Linked DNA regions of Homo sapiens: region 1 is linked to region 2. The links are chromatin loops, found by intact Hi-C in ENCODE. Cell type or tissue: PC-9. All regions are shown on one strand. Each heading gives the region's core, and the rest is flanking DNA. Links, peaks and the distances in the headings are about the cores only.

Region 1 (8,453 bases), core at 2,131-7,130, 350 kb before region 2:
CAATATAATCTGGCTTAACCTGTTCCTATGTGTGGTCCAGATTAAAGTCACCACAGAAACATATCCAGTTTCCATGGGTTTGGCATGATGGCAGCCTGAACTCTCAAGCAGTTCCCAAACTCTAGTTTGTTAACTGTTGCTTAAATAAGGGATCTGAACATTTGGAAAGTAGCTCCATGCAGCACCATATCTCCGAAATTTCTCACTGTCTTCAATGGAATAGGTCTTTGTCTTTCATTCTTGTATCCAACTCTCCTAGGATTCAAAATAAGATGGCAGTCGACCCTTCTGTGGGATCCATAACTGTAGTACAGTGTGAATGGGAAGGAATCTTCAACCATAAATAGGTTTTTTAACCTTCTCTGCTCCTCCTGGAAAAGAAAGGCAGGCAGCTGGTAGAACATTTCTGCACTGTTCTCAATTAACTTTTGCTTGTTCCCCTCAGTGAGAAGAGAATGAGCCATCTCCACCCAACTGTGCTGTGACTGGAGCACATTAAGATGCACAAATAGCAGCCTAGCCTTTGAGTCTTTCTTTTCATATTTTTGCAGACAGCTTCAGTCCAAATAAGGTTCTTACTCCTCCTGAGATAATTCCTAACATTTCTAAATGGGTTTCAAATTCCCCACCAGTTCCACTATCAGTAATGAGCACCATATTTCACAAATGGGCCCGTGAGTTGTGCAGATGCACATTTTGTAACTGTATTCGGTTTCATTTTGAAATATTTTCAGGAACTCTGGAAAATAAATTATTTAGAAATGGAGGGGATAAACACCACATTACAATTATAAAGTGAATATGGAGGACTAAGAAAAATTAAAATAAAAACACTCACTAGCAACATTCTAGAGTTATTTTACTCTCCTCTGCCTTGGAATATTATGCATTTTGTTCTACTCAGGTGATTTTTGAGCTGCATTTTAAAAATTACTTTGAGTCTTGAATATGTTCTGTGGTGATAGAAGTTTGCCTTTGAGGGTGAACTTTAAATTTAGGGGGCTGCCCAAAGGACAGAAATAGCCCAATGAATAAGGTAGATGATTATGGTAGATGATATCAATTTAGTTGAAAAAAATAAATGGAAATGGAAAAGATTTTCTCCAAATGGATTTTACGTTGCAGCATGTGAAGGCTAATAAATACCGTAATCTCTGAAAATGACTCTTTTAAGAGGTTGACTCTAGATTGGCATGCTTTTTTCTTTTCTCATAGAGGCTATATGTATTGTGTTTTTATTTGTCCTCTCATTTACCTGGAATTATGTACCTAAATAGTGCAGCTGGAGCTGGATCTCACAAGCATCCTGGAATTCTGGTCCACTTCAAACAAGTATTTGATTACATCAAATGTAGTTAATTAAGATAATTACATTGTGCTTTTCCTCAGAAGAATACTAGAAGAAAATAAAAAACAGAAAAAACCTCCTGTATTAATAAATTAAATATTTGAAATGCTTCTGGAAGTGTTAAATTATCTTCAGGTGGGCAAACTTGTTCTAAATTCAAGCCCAGGTGGTACCTTACATTTTTTGGGGGGCGGAGGGGCGCTTCTCCTAGAGCATGGATTCAATTAAAGTTGCCTGACAGTGAAAAATCAACCTATTCTAAGATGCAGGCGAAGCTTTCTTCCATAGCAAAAGCACTGTTCTGCTTCTTGGCTTCAGTCATTGCTTTGTTTGCACTTTTTTTCCCTAAGTTCACACTTAAGGCACATTTTAATGCCTGTGACCACCACCTATTTCCTGTTATTGTGTTTCTTATGATAGGCTGCCCTCCTTGGAACTCTTATCTTCTCATCATCTCTGAGTCCTTTTAGTTGAGGTGAATTTGCCAGAGGCAGGGAAAACTGAACGAGCTCTGTTCATATTTGAATGGGAACCACACCATAGTATACTAAAATAAAGCATGACTATCCAATGTGTTTACCACTTTTGTTGTGGTTTTATTGTTGTGTTGTTTTAACTGTGAGCCCGAATTGGAACTTTTTAAAATTTCAGACTTCTATTTTTCCCCTTTGTCTTTTTTTTTTTTAAATCTCCAAGCTTGGACCTTAATTTGTCAACAGATCTCTTTCACATTATTTTTGGCTAAAGGCAGAAAGAAATTGTGTTGAAAAATATTATGAGAATACCTCTCCTGCTAAGTTTTGAGCCCAATATATATAGTAGACTCCAGAGGTTTGGATTATTCAGTTAAGATTGAATAAAACATCCAATGTTTTAGATTATCTGCTTAATTAAATCCCAACGCTGAACTGCTAGAGGTTTTCTTATCTAGAATGAACTAAGTGAATATTACAGAGTGACCTAAGTTGTAGGCAAGTGAGCTACTGCTTATATGTGAAGGGAATCCAAAACCCAATTGGTATGTCTTCATAACATGGCTAAGGACAAGTTGAGTTTATGTACATTTCTAAGGCCAATAGACGGTTTGCAGGACACTTGTTTCTGACATGATTAATATATGAAACGTGTCTGAATTAATCTGATTATTTTACCAAGCTATATTTATTTCAAGATGAATTATTTAAAAAACCTATTTAACTGGTAAAAACTTGGATTCTTAAGCTCGGAGGAACAAGCAATTTAAAAAATTTCTCAGCATATGAACAATGGTAGCAATTAATTTAATAAACAGTTTCTGAGAATCTACTCTATATTAGATGCTGTGATAGGCATTAATGATAGTGGAAGCAGAAAGACAATATTCCTCCCTTCAAAGAGCTCTGTCTAATCAGAGAGACAGCCAAGTAAATACACATTTTTAATTTAAATGTGCTATGAGCTTTAACACAATTATGTAGAAAGCTCTGTGGGGGCAACGAGGTTGCACATCTAATATTGTAGGTGACACTTTACATGAACTACTCAGTGGTTGCAAGATGTACACTAAATCCAGAAGGAAGAGTAAGAATTTCCTACAAGATGAGAGGCTAAAAGGAAGTAAAAGGGAATTAATTTCAGAAATGACATCATATGCTAGATGACAAACTAGAAAACCAAAGGCTGTTATTTATGTATCTTCACATTATATTTTATCTGTATTACACTGTATGGCATATTATACAACATAGATTATCTGTGCCTTAGTTTTTTAAGTGTAAAATTGGTATAATGATAGGTTTTTCTGAAGACTAAATATATTAGTACATATGAAACACTTAGGAAAGTGCTAAGAATACAGCAAATTAATATATATTAACTATTATATTAGCTATTATTTTCATGTTTATCCGTTCCCACTGATAATGCATAGCAAAAGCACAGGGTGGTTGATCAATGTATTCACTTATTCAGGAATATTTATTGAGCATGTACTATGTGCCAGATACTGGGGATTCCAAAGTAAAAAGACCATAACCTCCCCTCACAGTGCTTAAAATTCCAATACTGAGATGAAAGAAAGTAAATCATCACACAAACAGCGGTGTAAATTTAGAGACTAATAGACATTGAAAGAGCAGGAAAATGCTTGAAGGTGGGCAGGAGACGCTTCACTTGTTGTCATTGTTGGATTCCTCCTGAGAGACACAGTAACCTAAATGTTAAAATGAAGACAGCCCTATAAAGGCCTGAGGTAGGAAAAAGTTTGGTATGTCCCAGAAATAGCCAGGAGGCCACTGGGATTGGAAGACAGATAATGAGAGGAAGAGAAATAGTAGATAAGGCTGGAGAGACAGGCAGGGGCTAGATCACATAGGGCTAGATAGGGGAGGTAAGAAACTTGGATTTCATTTCAAGTGTAATGGAAAGTCCCTTCCAAATGAATAAGATCTAAGAGGCACAGTCAGTCAGTCTTTCAAAAACTTCTTCACTTACCTCACCGTGTCATCAAGCCCCCAATATAACTTGCCTGAACTGTTGGTTTCTTCATATTTTTCCATTCCCCTTCAAAGGGCAAAGCCATCGTGTTACCAGGAAACCATGGAGGAAATGTCCCAGGTGCCCCATTAAGCTTCACAGTTAAAAAAGTGAAAAAGACAATTCTTGATCTCAAGAAGCTCATGGCCCAGAGGGATAAATAGACACATAGGAGACATGAAGCCATGGAGTCGTGAGTGTGGCGATTGAGACAAGCATAGAGAGAGTGCTGGGGGAGCCTAAGGGAGCTCCACGTTACTCAGGGCGCTGGCCTAGGCCTTCTGAAGAAAGTGGTGAGTATGAGTTAGTAGGCAAAGACAACTGCATGGGAGAAAGTGGCAAGGTGCAGGTTTTCCAGGCAAGGTGAGCAATCCTGAGGGAGAGTCCGGAAGCCAGAAAGCACAGTGCTTTCTTGAGAAGGAAGGGAATTCAGCATGACTTGAATTGGAGCCCAGTGCCTTAATTTAATTCAAATTTTGGTGCTGCTTCTACTCCTTCACATTTTTCTTAACCTTCCTTTCTTCTGGATCCATACTGCTTTGTTTGGCCATTACTGACATGGTTATCAATCTAATCTTTAATAACAATGATTTTTGGCAAGATACTGACTCTGAATATTGATCTGCTCACATGTAAAATGGGTTACAAATTCGTATATCACGGTGAGGTTGTGAAAATTAAATCCACATCTCACAGTGTGGGTTAATAAGTAATCCACACCTCATGGGGATGGACACTAGCAGAGCAGCTGGCATACAGAAAGGGATCAATGCAGATTCATCTAGTTCGATTCCTCAGTTGTTTTTAAGAGAATGCTCAAATTCCACAAACCTCTAATACTTTCTATTATAGTACTTACTAAAGATCTTCTCATTCTTTCTAAATTTTCCTCAAGCTCTCTGTACTGTTTTACTACTCTTGTCCACATTTGTCTATCCTTCCTTTATCAAAATGGATTCACTGGCTATTTTTTGAAAGCACTCATCTCTTGCTTTGAAACCTTCTCTCAGGCTTACAAGTCTTCTTTACAATACTTGCAAAGCATTTACTTCTTCATTATCCTATACAGCTAGTCTTCTATCATGTAGGATAGGAAGAGAAATTGTGACTTCTTTCAGAATATAGCTTTTGAAAATATTTCACTTAATAAAATAACTGTGATAAACCTTTCTTTTTCTAAAAAAAAGACTGAGATAGGTTTAGAATTTTTCTATTTTTCTCCATTATCTTAGCATTTTTGATGATTCAAATGAATGCCGCTAGAGATTTTTTCCTATCCCCATTTTTTTTGCATCAGATCTTTGAGGAAATGAAAAATAGAATGGGGATAAACTTCGGTCCAAGTTTACTGAACAAATACCTATGACATGACTGTTATGTTCACACCCTCTATGAATCTTTGTGGTTGAAGGCTTAGTGTCGAATTTCCCAGTGTTCTGGAAAGCTTAGGCAGATGAGGTACAAGTTGTATGCCAGGACCGTCAGAGAATCTATTTATTTGGACACTGGCTAAGATAGGCTAGCTGGCATCTATATCATAGATGAAAACCAAGGTATCACTAAATTTAATAACACACCCCAAGCAAGTTCTTGTATGCTCATGATCTCATTTTGCCAGCTGTTTCCTTCTATCCCATTTGGCACCAAGATTTTTAAAGACACATTTTGTTCCAGACCTTAAGGGATAACTGCTGGCAGTAAATTTTTCATATATAAAATTCTTTTGTCCACTAAAATAGTTGCTCCTTGTTCAGCTTTCTTACTGCCAGTGTGAATGGAAGATATTTGACTCTGGATATAAAGGGCATGTAGTCTTTTCCTCTACTTCACTATCAGAAGGTGAGCCCATGATATACAAGAGAGGAAAACTAAAATTCCACACAAGGTACTAGTGAGTCACATTGAGCAGCAGCACACATTCTATCTTACCCCTCCTTTGGTTCTTTGGGATCTAAAGCGTCATTTTTTTCACCTCATTTTAGGGAGCTGGTTTGGATTAAAGTCACATACAAACTGAGCCATCTCCAACATCTACATCAGGAAGTAACTCTAACTCAAGATAGAGGTCACTGGAGGGGCAACAGGTTTGTATTGCTTATTCTGGCTTCTCTTTTCGTGTACTGGAGATCATTTGGAAGAGCTACCAGTGACTGACCCTTTATAAGCATTATATTTTGAAATAAAAGCGATTGCTTGCTCATTAGCACTTCCCTTGATGAAGTATACAAGTGTCAGGTAAAACAAACTGAATCCTGCTCATGATGGATTGGAATGGACATTCCATTGGGAGATATCTGAGCCAAAACCACAAGGCTTTGGCTCCTAGTTGCTCATGAAGCTTCTAATTGACTTTCATACCACTTGCCAATTATTGCTCTTAAGAACAGTCCTTGAAGTAGAACTTTGATGGGCTTGTGCATTTCTAATGCTGAAATTCATTTGATCTGTAGTGTCTCATGGATTTTACCCACCAAATTCATTTAGAAGCATTATGTGCTATTTAATGGGAGATTATATTTGAAGAGTTAATATAATATGAAAATCTAAATAATTCACCATCTGTAAAAATGATCACTTAACTACACCTTTTGAAAGGCATTAGAATACAATATTTACAAAAGTATATTTTTCAGATTTAGGATGTTTTTGTGTATTAAGTAAATTGTAAAAAAATCTATTGATAGTTACACTGATTTTAAGATTACTCATTGTAAAGCTTTAAAGTATGAAGTATATTTAAGTATCAAAAGTCTTATTAAAATTATCTTCATTTCTTGCATGGAAATATGTTCAATTCTCCGTATTTTAAAAGGAAAAAAATAGACAAATGGGCATATTGGTCAAAAAATTAGAAATAAATACTCATTTTTAATGTATTCGAATTTGTGAAAGGTTTATTCCACTGACCATATCTTCCTGAAATTTTAGAGAAATGAATTCAAAAGGTTTTCTATGCATGTTTGTGGCTTCGTAAGTAGGAATGCTATCCAGCAGACATTTATTTAAAAAGCTATCTATAATTATGAGAGCAATCTGACTCATTTCTTCTGCTGGCAGACTGAATCAGAGACTACTTTTGGACTAACGTCAAGCAGTTATATAGAATATTTTGTAAAAGTCAGATAAGTAGTAATGTTCTGCATTTTTCATCCCATTTATATATAAATAAAACATGATTATATAAATTGCTGAAATAAAGATTGTAGCTATTTCTTTACTCAAAGTACTCTGGATATGTTTGTGAATAAAGAACAAAGGAACATTAATCATAGACTATGAGAAAATATGTTTCAATTGTCTTTATCTATATTCATTCACTGACTGAATACATTTTTCACACTGGAGAAATGCACAGATGATTAAGCCCAGGGCTTAAATACATATAGGGCATTCTAGAAAAATTCACCAATGTTAAAGCTATGGTCCTTAATTTCAAGTTGCTTTAAAAACTAATTTAATGTGTTATTTTCTTAGAAATTTATATCTTTATTATAGAAATTTTAAATAATACATGTAGACTAAAGAGGAAAACATTATCAATCCCCTTCATCACTCATGTTATGCAGATTTTCAGTCTTTCAGATGTAGGCATCTATCTTTAAAATGTCTTTGTTATAGCTTAAGGATTACTTCCCGGAGAGACCTTAATTATCTAATTAGGTTTGGCCTATTAGAATAGAAATCTCATTATGCATTACATTCTGTAAGTTTTTGGTGTACTTTTAAATTTTTCTCTCTCACACCATAAAGAAAAACTCCACGAGCTGGGACTGTATGTTTTCTATTTATTATTTTATTCTCAGTATCTTGTATAGCAGTTCACATAAATGTATGTCCAATTATTTCTTCCACAAAGAATTATCAAGTGTTTTTAATTGGCATAAAAAAGAAAGGAAACAAAAACAAACGAAAATACCAGAAAACCCTCAGGTTAATAGTTGATATACTGCATTACAATTCTAGAATCATACCTTTTTATACTGTTGAATATTTTCACATATAAACATGATCTGTCTTTTTATAAACATGGTCTTTCTATTTACTCAATGCATTTTTCATCCCTCCATAAAGTTAATTTTCTTCATCTAAGTCCTACACATTTCTACTTACGTATTTCGTCTCTTGTTGCTACTTGCTATGGTCTGAATGCTTGTGTCCCTCCAAAATTCATGTTGAAATCTAATCTCCAATGTTGGTATTAAGAGGTGGGGGGGTCTTTGGGAGGGTACTAGGTCATGAGGGCAGAACCTTCATGAATGGGATTAGTGTTCTTACAAAAGAGGACTGAGGGAGCTTGTTTTTCTCTTCTGATATGTGAGAAAACATGGTGTAACTTTTCCTCTAGGACTTTATGTTTTTAATTATTCTTTTCCTTGAAGTACTTTTGACACCTTAGACAGAAAAATGAACTAAGACTGCTGGCCATGATGGCTCACAACATACCTGAATCCCGGCACTTTCGGAGGCCGAGGTGGGTGGATCACTTGAGCCCAGGAGTTTGAGACCAGCCTGGGTAACACAGGAAAACCCTGTCACTACAAAAAAGACGTATTGTCATCAGACAATACATCTGCTGACACCTTGATCTTGG
Region 2 (8,453 bases), core at 1,606-6,605:
GAACTCTCTTAAGCATACTCTATATGGTTATGGCAGGTATGAACTTTTTAGATAAAGATATACTCTTTTGGAAGAGCCAGTAAGAAGTAGGAACACACACAAATCCTTTTTCAAAATCAGGATGCCTCAAAAGTATTTTGGCAACATTTTCAGGCAAAGGATTAAACACCTCTTATTTAAAAGAAAACAAAACAAACAAAAAACCCAAACAAGAAAAAAAAAAACTTAGTTTGCAGTATCTCATGACCAGATTTTAGGAATGAAGAGCTTATAAAGTTGAAACAAGCCTTGCATTGCTTGATTGTGATCTAACTGACTCTAATCTCCCGTTACATCTCAAGTCTGACCAACTTCAAGTGAACTCTGAAAGCTCTGGAGCCTGGTTACTAAAGTCCCTGACACTTTTTTTCTAAAGTCGCTCACAGCGCCTGGTGCTCTGCAGACTATGAACACTCCAGGAAAGTAAGGCTGGGTTGACTGATCACCAGTGTCCCAGAATCTGTTTGGAGTCCCATGAATCAGCTGGGGAAAGAAACGAGCATTTCCCGACCAAAATGAACTCATACTCTCCAGAGCCCCGCTGACTGGGCAGGGTTCAAGACCCCTTGGTTGCCCCAGAGGAAACCAGTCTGAAATAGATTTCGGGATCTCTCACTGGGCACCTCTCCGGGCCCTTCACTCGTGTAACTTGCTTGCCTCTCTAGTAACAACTTTCTATTTAAAAAGAAGAAGATTTTTCTCCAAAGCAGCGTGCACTGAGCTCAGTAACTTTGGATCCCACGTACACAAGCTTAAAGCACACACACTTTCCCCCGCGCAGGTTCTCGGGTCCGCCGCAGACCCTAACGCAAACTCTCGGGTTCTCCGCAAACCCTAACGCAGACCTACCGTGGCCTCGCCCGCGTCGGGCTCCGCGTCCGAGAGGTCGAGTCCGGACTCGAAGGCGGCGGCGGCGGCGGGCGCCTCGCGAGGACCCGGGAGCAGCGCAGCGGCGAGCAGAGAACACGCCACAGAGAAGAAGCCCAGCAAGTGCATGGTGGAAGGACCGGGGGTGGGGGACCGGTCCGCTGGCGGGGGCAGGGGTGGGGGCGCGGGCGCCCCTGCGAGGCCGCGGGCCCCTCCTGGTCCCTCTCCCCCGGGCTCCTCCCGGCGACCCCCCCTGGGCGAGCCGGAGGCGGCGGGAGCGGGTCCGGGGCTCCGCGTTCCCAACTTTGCAGGGCGCCCTCCCAGCCAGTGCCGGGGAAAGGCGGCGGGTGTCAGGTAAAAGCCTCACAGGAAACCGGACATCCGAGCTCCCCGCATTCGGAGCCCGCGAGGTGAAGCGAGGGCGAGGGAGGACGCCGCCGCGGTCCGCGTCGGTGTAGCTTTTTGGAGAGGCGGGGCGGGGGACACCAGAACACCCCGCGATGTTCAGCCCCTCCAAACCCGCCAGAGCCCTCGTCCCCCTCCTCCCTCCCCTTCCCCGAAGTGAGAGGAGCCGGGCCGCGGGCGCTGCGGCGGGGGCGCTGGCGGCGGTGCCGGGGGCGGGAGGAGGGCGGCGGGGCGGCTGGCGGCGGCGGGGCCCGGGAGCGCCGCGGCGCAGGATCCTCCAGAGCGCGCCGGGCTGAGCGGCGGCGGCGGCGGCGGCGGGCGCAGGGGCAGGGCATGACTGACGCGCCCTCTGCCTGCGCTTATGTGAGAGAAAGCGGCCGAGGGAGGGAGCGTGCCGAGCCCGGGCTGCCCTCCCCTCTCACTCTCCCTCGGAAGCCGTCTCCCTGGAGCTCCCCGTTTCCCTCGCCTCCTCCCCGGCGGCCCCACCTCCCCCGGCCCCCCTCTGGATCTCTCCCTCCCCGCCCCTGTCCCCTGCGGGGAGCGGGCGGCCGGAGGGGCAAGTTCAGTCCCGGGGCTGGCGGTTGGCGGGACCGGCTTTAGAGGTGATGCGACCACCCTGGACCACGTGCAGCGGGGAGAAACTGGGCACCGTGGGGTGGAGGGAGCCCCCGCTTTATCCTCGGCCACTCCCGAGTTCTTGTCCTCCCTCCCGCACGCCTGGCCCCCAGAGCCCTGCTCAAAGTTTGGAAATGTCCTGGGGGTTGTAAAAGTTCCAAGAAAAGGTCATCACTATGTCAGAGAACCCTATGGGACCTCGGAGGGGTCCCCTCTCTCCCTTGGTCTGTGTAGTTGAAAGTTGCCTGATGATCCAAGAACCGCAGTTCTCAGGATGCAGTGCAGGCTGTTGGGATGGATGCTAATGATCCCTTTGGAATCCTAAACTTCTGACAGGTGAAGAGAAGGGCCAGAATCTTCGTGGAGAGTAAAGAGACACATTGTCAGCTTCTGCAAGAAGTTGGTTTACTTGAAAAAGGGGGTGATAAAGAGAGATGTGTGTGAGACATATTCCAGAAAGGATGTGTAGCATCCAAAGAAAAGTGACTGCATTTCCCCATTGGAAAAGCACTGGGGTTTCCGTTGGGCTGGTGGCATTGGCTAGCTGCCTCCTTGGGGCAGGGTGAGCAGGTTACAGAGGACCACGCTAAGGGGTTTCAACAGTGTACAGAACATCAAAAGTCTGCCTTTCACTCCCAATCTACTTTTAAGTACACAGATGTTATAGGTCCATAATATCTTACCGGAAGAAGAGACTTTCTTATCTGGTTCAACTCTAGATTTGAAACTCCTCACCCATAATTTACTTGAAGGCTTAAATATCTCAAAGGACAGGGAACCTTCCATTCTGTGTGGCTGTTCACTCCCTTTATTGATGAGCAACACTGCTGAAAAGCATTTCCTTCTATCTCTCTATTGCTTTTGACTCCTGGAGTTTTACACAATAAATCTAATCTCACTTCCACAACTGAGTCCTTCAAATATTTTGAAAATATTTATCATGGTCTCCCTAAGCTAACTTTACTCCTGGCTAAATATCCCTTTTATTCCCCAAGATGACAGTTCCAGTTTCCCCCCTTAACCATACTGTTAGCTTTCCATGTTCATGAAGTATGCGGTTGAGAACATGGCTCGGTACTTAGTGCTGTAATGAGCATGCAGAATGGACAGTATGCCTTTGTTGATACAGCCTTGGATTGAGTTTATTTTCTGGCAGCCAAATCACAGTGTTGACTCACACTACCCTTAAAGTCAACAAAATTCCTCAATAATTTTTCATATGTACTGCTACTTAGTCACGTCTAAATTCCCCTGTATTTGTGGAGTTAAGTTTACTGTATCCAAGATGCTTTTTTATGTATCTTTATGAAATTCCATCCCATCAGACTCGGTCCATGATCTAGCCTGTTGAGATGTTTTGTGATTTGGAACATGGTCAGTGTATCACTCTCTTGCTGTCTTCCTGCTCTATGCATATTTGATCAGCCTGCCATAGTTATCTTCAGACATTGATAGATCTGTGAAAAGGGAACAGCTAAGGGCAGACTGGGGTAGGATTTGAATAGAAGGTGGAGTTTCCATTCAACCATTTGCTATTACAATGATTCTAAACTTTGATTGCACTTGGCATCACAAAAGGAGATTTTGAAAAAACAGATGCTTGAGTACACCTTCTGCCTTTCTGGCTTAACTGGTCTAACTGGAGTAAGGCTTGGACATCAGGATTCTAATAGGCAAACAAAATTGAGAACCACAGGCATTTCCAACACCCACAGGCCTAGCAGCGGGTGAAGACTGGAAAATCAACAAACTCAAAATATATCCAAAATATATTAATATCATATTAACTACTGTTTCATTTAAATACAGCAGTAAGCTGTATTCAAACTTTTTTCTCACAAAAGTGTTATCTTCCTGCTGCTATACTTTGAGTCAGAAAATGCTGGCAAAAAGTTTATTTGAATAAAAAAAAGGTCTCCAAAAACAATCATGCAGTAGTTGTTTGTCTTAAGGTTGGTCGGGCACGGTGGCTCACGCCTGTAATCCCAGCACTTTGGGAGGCCGAGGCGGGTGGATCATGAGGTCAGGAGATCGAGACCATCCTAGCTAACACCGTCCATCTTAGGGAGACCATGATAAATATTTTCAAACGTTGGTGAAACCCCGTCTCTACTTAAAACACACACACACACACACACACACACACACACACACACACACACACACACACACACACACAGAATGTCTTAAGGTAAAAACGAATAGTTGCTCAGGACTTTTTGGTTTTTTTTCTTCCTTACCCCCTGGAAACACTTTTTGCCACTAGCAGATTTTAAAGGTTGAGAAAGTCCTTTTCACTGGTTTGTGAGTTCATCACTAGCTTCATGCAAGACCTATTTTACAACAGGTCTTCTAAATCTGGTTATTCAAAAAGCATTGCTCAGTCAGTGGAGAAAGAGAGGTAGCAGGGCCCCAGCCAGAATAACACCTCTTTTACATATTGAGTTTTTGTTTTCTTTGATGATAGGTTTTGTTCTTTGTGTTTTGTGTCTGTGTGTGTGTGTGTGTGTGTGTGTGTGTGTGTGTTTGTTTGTTTGAGATGGAGTCTCGCTCTGTCTCCCATGCTGGAGTGCAGTTAGAGTACAGTGGCACCATGTCAGCTCACTGCAACCCCTGGGTTCAAGCTATTCTCCTGCCTCAGCCTCCCAAGTAGATATGGGAGATGATAGTTTTGGATGGCAAAATAATGATGATAATATATCCATTGTACATTCTCTAATATCCATTCTGACCATCTACTTTATTTCTCATTTGTTATTCCCTACCTTCTTGCTTTGTTAGTTTTACTTTGTTGCTTCATTTCAAGCTTTTTTAGCTGAATGCTTAGTTCATTTTTCTTCTTTTTAGTTTAAAAATACAAGTTTCGGGCCATGTGTGGTGGCTCACATCTGTAATCCCAGCATTTGGGGAGGCTGAGGAAGGAGGATCACTTGAAGTTACTTTGAGACCAGCCTGGGCAACACAGCAAGACCCCATCTCTGCAATCAATCAGTCGATCAATAAAATACAAGTTTTGTCTAAATTCTGCTTTACTTGTATTTCTCAATTTTGATACGTAGTGCTTCCTTTGGCAAACAGTTGCAAATATATCTTAATTTGTTTATATTTTTAACCCCCAAATTATTTGTGTTTTCTTAGTTTAGGGATATATGATTTTTATCAATTTCTAATTTTATTATATTTAATTTTTGCTATAAATGATGTTGCTTTTAGAAATGCATTCAGGCTTTCTTTGTAGTCCTGGACATGGCTGATCATTGCAACTAATTCTGTGTGTGCTTTATTTTTGTTGGGTATTAATTTTGAGCTTATTATAATGTTCAAATCTTGTTTGGGAATGACGTTAAAATCTCCAGTTATAATTGTTGACATGTTTTTCTGTTTCTGACAGTAGTTCTTCCTGTTATTTTTTAACATAATGGGATACTATATCATTTTGATCTAATTTTCTTCTTGGTAGTATACAATGTCATTTTTTTAACTTCTGATATTTTTATTTGAAGTTCTACTTTTTCTGATATTAAAATCATAGGCTTTAAGAATTGAGATCAGCTGTGAACATGACTTAGGTAAAACTATGAACCAGTTATGTACACATGACTTAGTTGTTTCTTCTAGGAAACATTAGCCTGGAAAAGATAAGACTGCAATCCAGTATTTAAATTCAGTGTTTGCTTCAAGAAATGCTGGCAAAACAATATATCGAAGATAATAATATTCTGACTCTGGTAAACAGCCTGCTTATTAATGACAGTTTTCTTACCCAAACTCTCACTTACAGATGTTAACTGATCCTAAACTACTAGATCATGAACGTTGCCCAATCTTACTCAATTCCCCACTTTGAAAGACCCACCTTAAACTACTCGTGTCCAGACTCCAAAGCTCTACAACTATTCTGCTTCTGACTTACCCAAGACACCCTAAGACCCTGTCCAGGTGGCACTCTCCCTTACTGCTGTAGGTTCGGCTAAATGGAACTTTTGTTTATTGAAAACTTTTCTACTGATATTTTCGGGTGTACAACAACTTGGAGGTCCCATTGAAATCCTTCTCCCTAGTAGCTCAAGCAAAGATCCTAAATTCAAAAATAGTGCAAATCACTGAGGCCTCTTGAGCTTCCTGGCTTGGTGGGGGGAATCACTCTGACTGCAATGAAGGGTTATGTCTTCTGTTAGATTTCAGTCCCAGTTTCTTTTTATCAAGCTACCAAATGCTAAAAGATCTCCTTTCAAGAACCCTTTGATTATTTGATCAGACTTGAACAAATTTATCCTCAATAGATATCTGCCTTATTACTATTGCTTTTTATCCCTGCTGCCTTCATAATTTTCTCATGGGAGTCAAAAAAAGGAAGTTCATAAGAAAGAGAATAAGCACGGGTCCTGTTAAGTCAATTCACTGAGCCATCCCTTGGGACTAGATGCCCAGAAGGATTGGTATTGACTAGACAGATATTGCCATAAACTTTATCAAAAGCTTATACAACGATTTGAAGTCTTGTTTTGTCTGTGAGACACTGATTTTGAATGAGATCTCTTGGTCAAACTTTCCGTCTTCCCAAACTGCACATTTATCAGATTTGCCACTGGAGATTACCTAACCTTTAGTTTGGGGAGCCAAGGGCATGAGGTACACAAACAACTCATTTGACCACCCATTGCCAGATCATTTTGCCTTTGTCTCAGATTAAACCCAAGTTCATATCCCCTCCAAGCCATATTCCTGCCTCCTACATGTATTTTGCACTATAACTGATACTATGTATCTCTGTCTAAACAGCTTAATTTTACCAACATTAATTTAGAATTTCAGAGGCCATTTGAGAAACCTTTTGTAAGAACAAAACTGTTCATTTGAGAGGTGCCTTATGGAAAGAGAGTGAAATTCCAAACATTCAATGATATGTATGTTCTGATTGATATAAGAAGTCTTACAATAAAAATACAGATTCCACAATTGCTTCAGTAATTGTTCCACGGAAGGCGCAAATGAAAAAATGTGAAAAGCTCTTTTTTAGATCTGCCCAAATCACCACTTGACTCAAAAAGCTTTTACCTTTACTATTCCTGTTCTCTCACCCAGTTGCCCTCCAAGTTCCCCTTCCCTGACACTCTTTCTGATGTCCCTTTTCTTCTGGCCAGCTAGAAACACTAAATGCTCAATTGGCTCTTAAAGTTGACCAAATCAGTATAAGCTCATTATGGCAGATTTTAAGCCCTGGGTTGGGTCTAAGGTAAACGTCATTTTCAAAAACTTCCAAAGTCTATGCAAGGTAGGTATAAATTTACAGAGAAATTTGCAATAGTTCTAGGAACACATAATTCAGGGTTCCCAGATCTCTATCAACTGATTTATAGGTTATTATCAACCTCAAATGCAACAAAATGTGTTGGAAAAGGCAGTGTGAATACCTTGAGTATGATTTAAGAGACTCCACATTTCAGAGTAAAACCAGAGGAACTTAAAAAAGCTATAAATTTTAGACAAAACTTTTGGAGTTTATGCACCAAAACAAAAATGACAGCATTGGAAACCTCAGGGGGATGCTCCATCACACCTATAGAAAACATTCAGATGTAGGTCCTGGAACATGTGCAGTGCCAGCTCTTGCTTCACTTTCTCTGAGTGGCCTAATGTCAGAAATAGGGAAATTTAACATACAAGCAAAACTGGAAAGGAAGATCATCCTGTTGCTAGACCTCCAAGCCCTCACGGAATGAAACTAAAGGGGAAAAAAAGGAAGTAGGAAATCAGTGACGCTCTTCCAAATGAGGGTCAAGGACTCAGTTTCCTATTTGCCCTTAAATGCTCAAGGAGAATTTCTGTGTCTTAAAAGGTGGTCTTGTGAATGTTTGATCCTGGCACTATCATATCAACCAAAAGACTTGCCACTGTCACATGACCTCTTTCTCAGAGTTAAACAACTCCAGTGGTGGCTATCTCTAATAATCCACAAATTCTCCCTGTTGCATACTGTGCCTGTCATCTTCAGACCTTACCGAGGAATGTTCTTCATAATCTGTCACTTTCAGAATGGCAGTTTGTTGTCACCAGTGGACCTCAGGTGGAACCTTGCAAACATTTTTCATTAAATTTTCCACCTCAAGAAGGACAAATTGATCACTGTACTTTGTCAACATTGGTAGGGTAATTTTATGGAGGTTGCTGAGAATGTCTCCAGTTGCTGGTCTCTTCTGCACCAGCGTAATCTAGTTAAACTGTAAAGGTGGAGGCTGGACAAGAACTCAAGTGTCAGGGTACCTTTGAACCCTTACAAATGGGTTTCATACAGTCACCTCCTTGGTATGGATTTTGAATATCCTAGTCAATGTTTGCTAATTTCCAAAGTGAGAGGAAACTTTTGTCTGTTAGAAAGGTAGATTCTGACAGTAACAGCTCGCCCTTTGAAGTTTGGATATTTCTCACCCAATTTAGGGCTCTACCATACTTTGGGCAGACATGGCAAAGCACCACAAGGGACTCACACAATATACTCACTCTTATCACCAACAAGTATGGCTTGC

The links. A loop is a pair of places that touch in the nucleus more often than their neighbours do. Peaks named below come from ENCODE experiments on the same cell type or tissue, not always from the same donor. Only the 100,000 strongest peaks of a DNase experiment are listed, where the experiment ranks them.
Region 1: it touches region 2 in a loop (10-fold over the local background); 3 of 110 quality-filtered maps call a loop at or near these places.

Annotation. Positions count from the first base shown.
Region 1 is chr4:176,438,053-176,446,505 of GRCh38, forward strand. LOC124900817 (a long non-coding RNA gene) reads left to right here and starts at 5,035. Exons shown (of 4, transcript XR_007058376.1): 1 at 5,035-5,946. In PC-9, for the core only: no CTCF peak of the experiment used is centred there; a DNase peak (open chromatin) is centred at 5,249.
Region 2 is chr4:176,791,277-176,799,729 of GRCh38, forward strand. VEGFC (vascular endothelial growth factor C) reads right to left here and starts at 1,646. Exons shown (of 7, transcript NM_005429.5): 1 at 889-1,646. The coding sequence starts at 1,035. In PC-9, for the core only: no CTCF peak of the experiment used is centred there; DNase peaks (open chromatin) are centred at 3,105 and 3,565; H3K4me3 peaks cover 1,204 bases; H3K27ac peaks cover 2,149 bases.